2 separate regions of the Homo sapiens genome follow, and region 2 is linked to region 1. The links are chromatin loops, found by intact Hi-C in ENCODE. Cell type or tissue: sigmoid colon. All regions are shown on one strand.

What was found. Hi-C counts contacts between places; a loop is a spot of excess contacts. Peaks named below come from ENCODE experiments on the same cell type or tissue, not always from the same donor. Only the 100,000 strongest peaks of a DNase experiment are listed, where the experiment ranks them.
Region 2: it touches region 1 in a loop (2.7-fold over the local background); 2 of 110 quality-filtered maps call a loop at or near these places.

What each region holds. Positions count from the first base shown.
Region 1 is chr7:85,004,002-85,006,501 of GRCh38, reverse strand. All of the region lies in intron 18 of SEMA3D (semaphorin 3D), which reads left to right. Among named protein-coding and RNA genes, the nearest start is that of SEMA3D, 180 kb to the left of the region's middle. In sigmoid colon, no CTCF peak of the experiment used is centred here; no DNase peak of the experiment used is centred here.
Region 2 is chr7:84,193,651-84,196,150 of GRCh38, reverse strand. It overlaps SEMA3A (semaphorin 3A), which reads left to right and starts at 1,362. Exons shown (of 17, transcript NM_006080.3): 1 at 1,362-1,676. The coding sequence starts at 1,565. RefSeq lists an enhancer at 441-1,248. In sigmoid colon, no CTCF peak of the experiment used is centred here; a DNase peak (open chromatin) is centred at 1,080; H3K4me3 peaks cover 2,500 bases; H3K27ac peaks cover 524 bases.

The DNA of each region.
Region 1 (2,500 bases):
AAGAACACCGTATTTTTCTTCCCACAGTAGCACAGTGACTACATTTTAGTTCACATTGTGTTTAATTTAGATCATGAAATGAAACATTTTGAGGGTTATATTAAAACAGAAATATCTATGTTTATCAAATTATATGAGCAAATTAGATAAGTATCCAGACATGTTAAACTAAGGACACTATAATGAATAATGGAATGAACACAGGATTCAGAACTGCATATCTTGAGTTGAAACATGGTCCTTAAACCTTTGGTAATGTTCCTGAGCCCCCAATTTTCTAAGTGAACAAAATAAATTCAAAAGTTACTATAAAATTAAGTGCAAAATGCATATGAGAATGTAGAATTTCAAAAAAGAGGCTCTTACAACTGTAAAATATGCATATAAAATTACAGATACCCTATTAGTGAGGGTATTTTACATGTGGATCAGGAAAGGGTACTAATCATGTGTTTGGAAAATACTGGTTCTACCTTTGGCTTGACTCCTGAGAATTCATGAGCAGATCATAACTTCTCTAGAACTGAGTTTCTCTCTTATGTAAATAAATCAAATTTCTCTAAAATATCAGCCTTATTGAAAAGTCTATAAACATTTAAAATAGTACATGTAATTAAGTCAAACATTAGTACATAACAGTGGATCTCAACCTCCAGTAATTTTGTTTCCAGAGTGCCAATATTGGGCGATGTCTGGAGACATTTTTGAACATCACAGCTGGGTGGGTGGGTGGCCAAGTGGGTGCCCCTGGTGTGTACTGGGTAGAGGTCAGAGATGATTCTAAAAATCCTACAATGCACAGTCCCTCACAGTAAAAGAAAAATCTCACTCCAAACGTGAATGCTGCTGAGAGGTTAAGAAACCTTCAAGTAAAAAAATCAAATTTTATCATAAGAAATTAATTTAAAGATATAGCTCTACTGTTACATGAAGAATTTAATATAATTCTCTTCATCTGACAGCTACAAGAATAACTTTTTCTAAATGTTAACTCTTTACATACTTAATACAAAAATAAAGGAATAATTTCATGCTTTGTTAAGTCAAATTTCGCCAATAAAACTAGATTCGTCATCATTCCTGACTTCTATAAGTCCTAAGATTATGGCAGATTCATAGTTACACTGAATATTTATTTTAAGGGTCCCATTTTTTACCTATATATTGAAATATTATTTGATACAGAAATGATTATTTAATTTCAAAATATAAGGCATTTATTTACTATCCAAGAAATATTGAAAGAATGATACTGAAATTTTTTAACTTGCAGATTTTTTGTTACATTGCAATGTTTTAATCTTAAGTGTCACAAACCAATATTTTGAATTTCATAGCGAATAAAGTTGGATAATTGCTTTTCAGTTAAATATAATTCTTTAATAAATGGCTTTTTTCTTCATGGGAAATTTAATCTGATTTTTAAAAATATGTGGTCCTCTGCTTGAGTTCAGCTCTCAGCTCTAGATACTTACATTTGCCTGTGGTTGTTTGCACTCACATCTTTCATTTTCTTGAAAATTCTGTGCATTACTTTAATTTACCTTTTAAAAGTATATTATATATTCATAATGGTACCATGCTCCATGAATTTCAATGGAGCAGAAATACTTATCGAATTTTACTTAAAAGAAGTATCTTTGCTGTAATATTTCAACTGGTATTTTCATTTATCTTTGTAAATAGAGAGTTTCACATTGTCCAGGGTATGCAATACTGCTTCCTGAGCTGAGGAAAAGGGCAATATCCAGATTATACTTGAAGCATTTTTCCCAGCAGGATGCCTTCTGCTTCTTACCCATAAGGTCACAGTTTGGAATCTTTCCTCCACTCAAAAACAGCCTGCGGGAGGGACCATGATCTCCTGTGGCACAGAGGCTGTCACCAGGTTATTCTCTGCCAGGAGGAGAACATTTCCTTACTGAGCTGTTTCACAGTTGGGTGCTGTACGGGAGGTCATGAGTCAGTTATCTGCTGACTTTCTTATAAAACTGTTCTTAAAATTGATGATGTTTATGCTATAACTAGCAAGTCAATTGGCAGTCCCCAGGCTTCTGTTGAACTTTTGGGATCTGAATAAGTAAACAAGGCCATACTATATTTTCTCTGTGCATTTTAATAACATTTTAAAAAATCTTCAAATACTTGCATTATTCCACTTGTAAGCCTTATTTTATTTTTGTTCTTTTTATTCTAAAAGCAATATAAATGATTTTAAAATTACAGTAACACATAAAAGAACTATGAGGCCACTAAGTGTAGATAAGCATAAATAATATTTTGATGTCTATTCCAGCTTTTTTTTCACTCACCATTGCACTGTGAGCATTTTCCATTATCATTTAATGTCACTTCCATGTTTTTTCTGTCTCCCACGCATCCTACCCTGATGCCGTAGTTATCCATAGGTATTCCAGGTGTTCTCTCACTAGATCATGTTCCTGCTTAAAATAATAATAATGAACTTTGTTATATCTGAGTCTTTCTCTGCTTTCTAACT
Region 2 (2,500 bases), 810 kb after region 1:
GCTGTTCTGGAGGTGGGGGGTGGGGAGTGGTGGTAGGAGGGGGTAGGGCAGAATCATTTGGGGAATAAAGGAGAGAAAGTTCTGTCCTGTTAACTTTTTTATACATCCCCTAAAGATTCTTGTAAAAATATCAGCTTTGAGGAAAACTGAATGAAAAATAAGAGAGAAAATTGAGAGGCCACAGCCAACTACTTGTTTCAGAAGGAACTAATGGTGTTCATATGACTGCCTGAATACATGCCTATACGTCCCACAGAAAATTTAGTAACCCTTCAGCAGCTCATGAAGACACAGAGATATTCTTTTCATGTTACTCCTTGACACTCAGCAGGGACTTTTGTGAACTTTGTCATCTTCCGCTGCCCTTTAAACCAAAACTAGGGAAGTGTCTTTAATTAATGAGATGTGATGCATTGAAAATGTTAGCCAGAGCATTCCAGAAGCTGGAAAACCATAGACGTTTTTAAATTCTGAGTATCCTTTTGAGAATCCCCCGTTGTAATTTATAATTCTCAAAGGACCTATATTTGTCTTGAACTGATTGTTGGAATGGGCTTTAGTAGGAATTTCTTCCCTGAAATTGCAGTGGGACAGAGGAAGGGGGTGGTTGAGCCCAGGGGGTTTGTTGGGAGGAGGGAATGATCTCTAACAAGGCTTTAAAACCTTCAGTGGTTAAAGTTGTATTGATGAGGATATATAGACACACACACACACACACACACACACACGCACACATACAATGCACAAGTTCAGCAGGATTGTATAATGAGCATGAATTGTAAATTTTGTAGGTAGCAGAATTCAGATTTTTAAAATCAAAATTGCACCCAAAAATGGCTATAAAACAACGCTTGCCTTGGGAAGTAAATTTATAGCTACATGCCTTTCACAGGCACGCCTGAGGGTTCTGCTCCCGGCTCTAATCTCTACGAGATGTTTTTTGCATGTGTTGTGTGACAGGAGGGAAGGGGAGTAGGTTGAGCTCGCCTGTTCTCCCATTGTCAGCCAGTCTAGTGAGTGTTGGGGAAACCTGTCTGTGGGATCTTGTGTCATCTCCCTCTACATGCGTACAGGAAAAGTCCGCGCTGCTCACGGTTTCTCTCTCTCTCTCTCTCTCTCTCTCTCTTTCTCTCTCTCTCTCTCTCTGTTTCCCTTTCATTCTGCTTCCCCGGAGCCGAATGAAGCAGGGAGCAGGATTAGAGACTGCCACCGGCTATCAGAGGAGCTTAGATAAAAGGAACTGCTTCTTAAGCACCACTGCAGCAGACCTTGTTAATTTTTTTTTTTTTTCTTTCCACACAACAGTTGTGCCTCATTATCCGGTGCCTGGCTCGGAATTTTTTTTTTTTTTTTTCTTTTTGGAGGGTTTGAAGTTTCTGTGCTTCAGTGACTGTTACAGAAGAAGAGGTGTTAGTGTTGCCATGAGGTCTTGATTGTCTGCATTTATGAATGAAACTGACCTAAATCACCTGTTACCTCCAGTTTCCAGATTGTTTGAACTTCTCTGGCCGCACAATACAGGAAGGAAGACTAAAGCAGCAAAGGGACCTACAGCGTCTGCAGCATGGGCTGGTTAACTAGGATTGTCTGTCTTTTCTGGGGAGTATTACTTACAGCAAGAGCAAACTATCAGAATGGGAAGAACAATGTGCCAAGGCTGAAATTATCCTACAAAGGTAAATCTTATTTTTCTTTTATTTGGTTAGCTTTGTAATAACCGCCCCCCCCCTTAATTCCTTGAACTCCCTCCCAACCCCAAATCATCAAACCTTTAGTTTAACCTGGTAAACCGACGTGATTATGTGTATCTTTCTGAGATGCTTTAAACGCTTTTTGTAAAAAGCATGTCTTCTGTTTGATATATGACAACTTAAATGCAAACAAAGAACATTTAATCACATTTGCTGAAAAGAGCTGTATGCCTGGTACACGCTGATCTGTATATCTTATTATCCTATCTTATGCCTGTTAATTTTTCCGACTTTAATTCTATTAAAATATTTTCTTAAAAATAGAAATGCAAAAATGGTCTCTTTGTAGATGTGCATGCCTTACCTATAATTACTATGATGAATTGCATTTTCTTAGTTTTAGACATGAAATGGTTAATCGTCATCATGAATATTCAGTTTGTTCAAATCTGACAATCAGATGCTTAACATAAGCAGTAGATCATGGTTTGCCAAGAGAACATAAACTGGATGGAACAGACTAGTTTTTCCACAGTGCCTTATGATTGTACAAAAGACTGTATTTGGCTAATTGTGTAAAGCTAAAGTCTTTGAAATATTATGTTATTTAATTCTATATGTACTTCAGTGAGAACTGCAGACACATTACTGTCTGCTTGCATAGGTAGTTGTGTAAACTTCTCTTTTGAAAAGTATAAATTAAAGAGAGAAAAAAGAGCTTTATCACTAGTGCTTTATTTGGTTACAATTTAATGTATGTGCTTATTTTTATTGAGGATTTTTTATGTTTGTTCCACATTTGCTTAGAT